Linked DNA regions of Homo sapiens: region 2 is linked to region 1. The links are chromatin loops, found by intact Hi-C in ENCODE. Cell type or tissue: CD4-positive, alpha-beta T cell. All regions are shown on one strand. Links, peaks and the distances in the headings refer to the core of each region. The heading gives the core; the rest is flanking DNA.

Region 1 (2,920 bases), core at 156-2,655:
CACACACACACACACACACACACACACACACACACACACATTTTAAATCTCACCACAACCCTATGAGCTGAGAGTGTTACTATCTTTCACACTGAGGCATGGATTGCAGAGGAGAAGTGCTTTGAAAATAAGAAAATGGGATCATTTGGAGTTAGGAAGTCCAAAGTCTCTCTAAAGAAGTTTTGCTAAACAGAGACCTGAATGATAAAATTGGAAAGATCTAAGGGAACACTATCATTTACACAACAAGCTTGGTTACATTTAAGAAAAGGAAAGATGGCCAGTGTGGATAAAGTATAGTGCAGGTTGGAGAGCATGGTGCAAAATGAATTTATAACATGAGACCAGGGCCAAACCAGGTAGGGCCACACAGGCCATAGTAAAGTGGCTAGGTGTATTCTAGACATAACTAAAAGGCACCAAAAGGTTTTACGCAAGAAAGAGACACCATCTATATTTACACTGTCCAAAGTAGTAGCCACCAGCCACATGTGCCTACTGAACACTTGAGATGTGGCTGGTCCAAATTGAGATGGGCTGTAAACAGGATTTTGAGGACTTAGAAGAAAAGAATGAAAAATCTCTAATAATGTCTATATTGAGTGTATGTCAAAATTATAATGTTTTGGATATGTGGGGTTAAATAAAATATATTATTAAAATTAATTTCATCTGCTTCTTTTTCCTTTTTAAAATATGTCTGCTAAAAAATTTAAAATAACATCTCTGGCTCATATTTGTGGCCACATGGCATTTTGAATGAACAGGACTGACCTAGCTCATGGTTTTCTTCCTGGGCTTTCCCTGAATCTCTCAACCTCCTCAACTTCCCACACTTTAAAAAATCACTGATCTTACAGGGAAGGGTGTAGATAAAAGCCCATATGTCTGAAGAAGGAAGACCCAGGGTTCGACACGCCTGAGTCTGTTTATATAGATGATGGAACAGTGTATTTGGAATCAGAATTGTCTTACAGAAGCCAGAAACTCAACTCACTGTTAGAACCACATCCCATTCAATCCACAGATGCCTATTGACTACTTTGTGAAAGGCTGTGTTCTCTGCTTTCCTTGAAATCCTACGTGCATGCTTTCAATACTTTACAGCATTTAAGAGTCGCGTTATTTAATGCACATCCTGTGTTAACAGACACTTGTGTGTGCTGCACATCAACTCCTCTTTGAAATATATCAGGGCTACTTTGGCTGTTAAAAGCAAAATGAAGCAAATCCTTTTCATAGAAAAATTATTAAAGTAAGGAACTATCCTTGAAATTACTGGTTGGTATGTTTGGATTTCCAATAAGAAAGGAAATACCTATATATAAAATTTGAGGTTTTCCTCGATCAATGCTGTTACAGGTCCTTGAAACCCAAGAACTCACGAGGGTCTGAATCAACATATACTGGCAATACCAAGGAGCCTCTAAAGCTTGATACATCTCTGATCCAGACTTCTTCACTGGCCTCCTGTCTGGTTTGCACACACCCATTCCTCTCCAATTCATTCTCCATACATTTATATTTTTAAGAGAGTAAACTTTCAAAAGTAAATAAAAATCGAATCGGGTCACGGTTGTACTTTTGAAACCATTCGGAGGCATTCCACTCCCGGGAGAAACAGCTACAAAGCTGGTGTGCTCTGGCCCTGCCCACTCCCCAGCCTTAGCATGCAGCTTGCCCCCTCTAGTGGTGGTGAAGAGACACTGACATGTATTAATCCACAGGAATCCTCCCACAGCCCTGTGAAGTTGGCATGCTGTTATCATCATACTCCCACCGCAGGGTCCTTGCACAAGCAGTTCCTTTTGCCTGCAACGTCCTGCCCCATCCTTCACCTCGTTTTACTTCCTTCACTCCTACCAACTTCAGATAAGAACTCAGATGCCACTTCCGCAAGATGGCCTTTCTAGTTCCCCGCCCCCAAAGGTTTAACCATCGTACATTCCCATGAGCTTTTCCCTCACAGACAGCATGTAACCTCCTTGTCACTGTGCATTCATCGGCTTTTAGTCGATGTCTGTCTTTCCTGCTGGACTGCAGGCTGTGTGAGGTTAGCCCTTTATCTGCCTAGTTTCCTTTCCACTCTATCTCAGCACCCAGTCCGGGTCCGTGGAATGGCTCTGTTTTCCTAAGGTGCTAAAGAAGAAGGGAGGTTTCACAACAGAAAATCATGTCTTCTAGGTGGCAGTCTTAAGAGATTGCTACTCACAGCTCTGGGGCTTTCCTACCTGCCAGCCATGGCTTTGTAGTAAGCAAAGATCTGGTCTGCCAGCTTGTAGACAAACTGATCAAAACACAGGTTCACCTGGTGGAGAGGAAGCAGGAAACATCACTGGTGCCCGTTCAGCTTTATGACAGAAACTGAGCCAACTGAAAGACAGCAGTCAGGCAGGATTGCCCAGAGTGCATTCTGGGGAAAGACGCTTTGAAGGGGAAAAATATTCTGTGGCTAAGTTTGGGAGATTTGGTCCCTTGCTCTCAGGGTCCTCAGTCAGTGAACAGACAAGTCAAAGTTCAAAAAGGACCCAATCTCCCCACGGCCCCTCTCCTCAGCTGTTTCGAGGCCGCCTGCCTGGAGGGATGCAACAGACAGACTGTCAGAACCCATCAGTGCTCAAATTCGTCCGCTAACTCGGCAGCCTCCCCATCCATCTCTTCAGATGGATGTTATTTTCATTGTATTTTTCTTTGATTTGCAATTTTTTTTTTTTTTGAGACAGAGTCTTGCTCTGTCACCTAGGCTGGAGTGCAGTGGTGTGATCTCGGCTCACTGCAACCTCCGCCTCCCGGGTTCAAGTGATTCTCATCCTTCAGCCTCCCAAGTAGCTGGGATTACAGGCACCCACCACCATGCCTGGCTAATTTTTGTATTTTTAGTAGAGACGGGGTTTCACCATGTTGGCCAGGTTGGTCTCGA
Region 2 (2,920 bases), core at 176-2,675, 170 kb after region 1:
TCTGAGGGGCACACACAAGGAGTTTCAACAGAATAGTGATTATTCTATTTCTTAAAGAAGAGGTTGTATTCATGGGGTGTTGTTACTGTATCTTTATTTTAATATCTCTGAAATCAGGATTGTTTTTAAATCTGTCAGCAAGGTGTCAATTGCATGTCACTATCACTGCCTTAGAAATGCCCTAATCAATTTATTTCACCAATGTTTTCCTTTTTACACATACACATGACAGATTTATGACAGAATATCTAAGTCTGAAAGATCTTTCAATAAGCATGAAATAAAAATTCTAAGTGACATAAAAAGTATTCAGAAACACGGAAAAATGTTTAAATATATTAAGAAGTAAAATAGTCCAAAATGCTGTGTACTAACATGATGTAAATTATGTGTTCGTGTGCAAGTTAATTCCCAGAATAAAAAAATCACACTACATTAGAAATGGGATTATAAATTTTAAAAACCTTTACTGTAAAAAAAAATTGTCTTTCCGTTTTTAAAAAACCTGTAAAATGAGTCCATGGAAAACATTAAATTATTAACACCAAATAATAAAATTTGGATTTGAGAAAAATGATTCTGGGAGCCATGTAAGTCCAGGAGGGGAGCACCTGCCCAGCCTTGCAAGTCTTTGCTCATTCTCTGCAGCAGCAGTACCTTGGAGGACAGAAGTTGGGTTTCCGGCAAAACTTAGGGACCTTTTCTGAACACCAAATATGTGTAGCCAAGATGGAGGAGGTGAGAAGCGACGTATTCTGGGAGGAGCGGTGGCTTGTCAGTATCAGGGGAATCCCTTCTCAGTTGCTCTAGTGGGTGGCTGGAAAATCTCATCTTGTGATTTTTGATAAATACCATAGAGGCTGAGATTAAGATGTTCTGGGAGTTGACTCTTGAAACAGTGGGTACAGGTAGAAGGAGAGAGAAAGAGAGAGAGGCACATACTCTAAAGTCTGAGAGGGCCTTTGGGAAAGCCACCCGGGAATGTGAAAGGTTGGCAGGTGGGGTAGAGGAGAGAGATAAAAGGAAACTCCTTTCAAAGCCTTTGGTCTGGAGTTCCAGGTTTACAGCTATGCCAGAGTCTGAATTATCCTAGCTACAAACGGTTTAATCTCATAATTGTGTAGACTATGGCTTTATCTTTTGTCTTTCTTCTAGTCTTGTTTTATACACCCTCCCCTGTCTGAGGGCTTCTTCAGCATGAATATAGTTTATCCACCCAAATGCAATTTAAGTAAAGTAGAGATGGGGACTTGCCCACCACAGCGTGCTGTGCCATGCACTTTCTCTGCATTTCCTTTTCTATCTTGATACTTCATCAAGAGATAGATGCATAAATACCTATGTATTTCAAAGCAACAGGCCTCTTCCTCAGAGGGAGTTATCAATTGGGGCATCAAGTCAATACCCCTATCAGATAAAAGCCAATATTTTTAACGGCAATATTTGTCACCATGGTAACAATTCTGCTGCTGCAAGTGCAATGAGACAGTGGATGGTCGATTACTAACCAATGTTCCAAACTTAAAGTCTGGCATTACACACATAAGAACAAAGATGACAAAGCGATATTTTGCCAAAAGCAGTATAAGATCACTCATGCAGTTGTCATGTTAGGGTGGAGTCTTTGAAGCAGAGGAAACTGGTCTATGGTGAGAAGAAGCAAGGTGCCTCAAAATGTCAAATGCCATCATGGCTGGCAGGGCAAGAACGGAAGGCGAGATGCTAGAGGGAGCAGCAGGGGACAGACTGTGCAAGGCTTTGAGGTTCGCATATGCTACTTTGACTTCTGTCCTTAGTAATGAGAAGCCACTGAAACATTTTAAGTTGAGGAGTGACTTGATCAGATTTGTATTTTGTAAAGGTCACTGTAGTTGCTGTGAGAAAAAAATATTTGGGAAGGTAGTTGTTAATATGTGTCCTTATGTAATTCCTGTCTTTTGCTGCAGGATCTATAAAATGAGATTACAGGAGATGTTTTGAAAGACATGTTCCCATTAGAAATGTCCATGTGATGGCTGGGTGCTGTGGCTCATGGCTGTAATCCCAGCACTTTCGGAGGCTGAGGCTGGCGGATCACCTGAGGTAAGGAGTTCGAGACCAGCCTGGCCAACATGGTGAAACACTGTCTCTACTAAAAATACAAAAATTAGCCAGGCAGGTGGTGCATGCCTGTAATCCCAGCTACTCAGGAGGCTGAGGCAGTAGAATCTCTTGAACCTGGGAGGTGGAGGTTGCAGTGACCAAGATCGGCCATTGCACTCCAGCCTGGGTGGCAGAGCGGTACTCTGTCTCAAAGAAAAAAAAAAAAAAAGAAATATCCATGTGGGGTATACGTGGTGATGCACTATCAAGACCCTCCTTCAATGAAGGACTTGTGTCCTCAGTTGCTGAGAATGCTGCCGGCAGACAAGTTTCAGCTGGCAGTGAGTTTGGAAATTGTGCCAGTTGCAGAGATTTCTTTCACCCAATGTGATGCTCTTTCCAGAGCCCACATCAAGAACTGAGTGATGCAGAGTATGAAAGTCTGGCTGTCAGCCCAATACAGACCAAGTCTGAAGGGCTATTCTAGTTCCAGAGCTTCCTGAGGAGCCTGCATCAAAATTCACCTTCCTTCCCTGTGTACTCCTACTTCCACCCTTTTCCCTTCCACAGGTGCTGGTCCTAAGAGCACTCCTTAACAAACATCCTTCCCACAAAACTCTGTCTCAAAATCCGCTTCACAAAGAACACAACTTACAACACTATGTCAGTGTAATGCGCTGGGGTCACCTCCTTGAGACTTCACTAACCTTATGAAAAGTGTTGATGATAGCCAGGAAGGATATAACGTAGCATATACAATTTTGAATTTAAATAATTTTAAAACTAGGTATATTTGCTTACTGCCAAATTAATTGGTCTATTTTAGAAAATTCAAAAC

The links. A loop is a pair of places that touch in the nucleus more often than their neighbours do. Peaks named below come from ENCODE experiments on the same cell type or tissue, not always from the same donor. Only the 100,000 strongest peaks of a DNase experiment are listed, where the experiment ranks them.
Region 2: it touches region 1 in a loop (2.9-fold over the local background); 59 of 110 quality-filtered maps call a loop at or near these places.

What each region holds. Positions count from the first base shown.
Region 1 is chr5:157,327,361-157,330,280 of GRCh38, reverse strand. CYFIP2 (cytoplasmic FMR1 interacting protein 2) reads right to left here. Exons shown (of 31, transcript NM_001037333.3): 19 at 2,232-2,308. Among named protein-coding and RNA genes, the nearest start is that of FNDC9, 17 kb to the left of the region's middle. In CD4-positive, alpha-beta T cell, for the core only: CTCF peaks have their summits at 1,510 and 1,709 (motif pointing left); DNase peaks (open chromatin) are centred at 1,690 and 2,260; H3K27ac peaks cover 545 bases.
Region 2 is chr5:157,158,046-157,160,965 of GRCh38, reverse strand. No RefSeq gene overlaps it. Among named protein-coding and RNA genes, the nearest start is that of GARIN3, 6.8 kb to the left of the region's middle. In CD4-positive, alpha-beta T cell, for the core only: no CTCF peak of the experiment used is centred there; DNase peaks (open chromatin) are centred at 745 and 1,455; H3K27ac peaks cover 2,320 bases.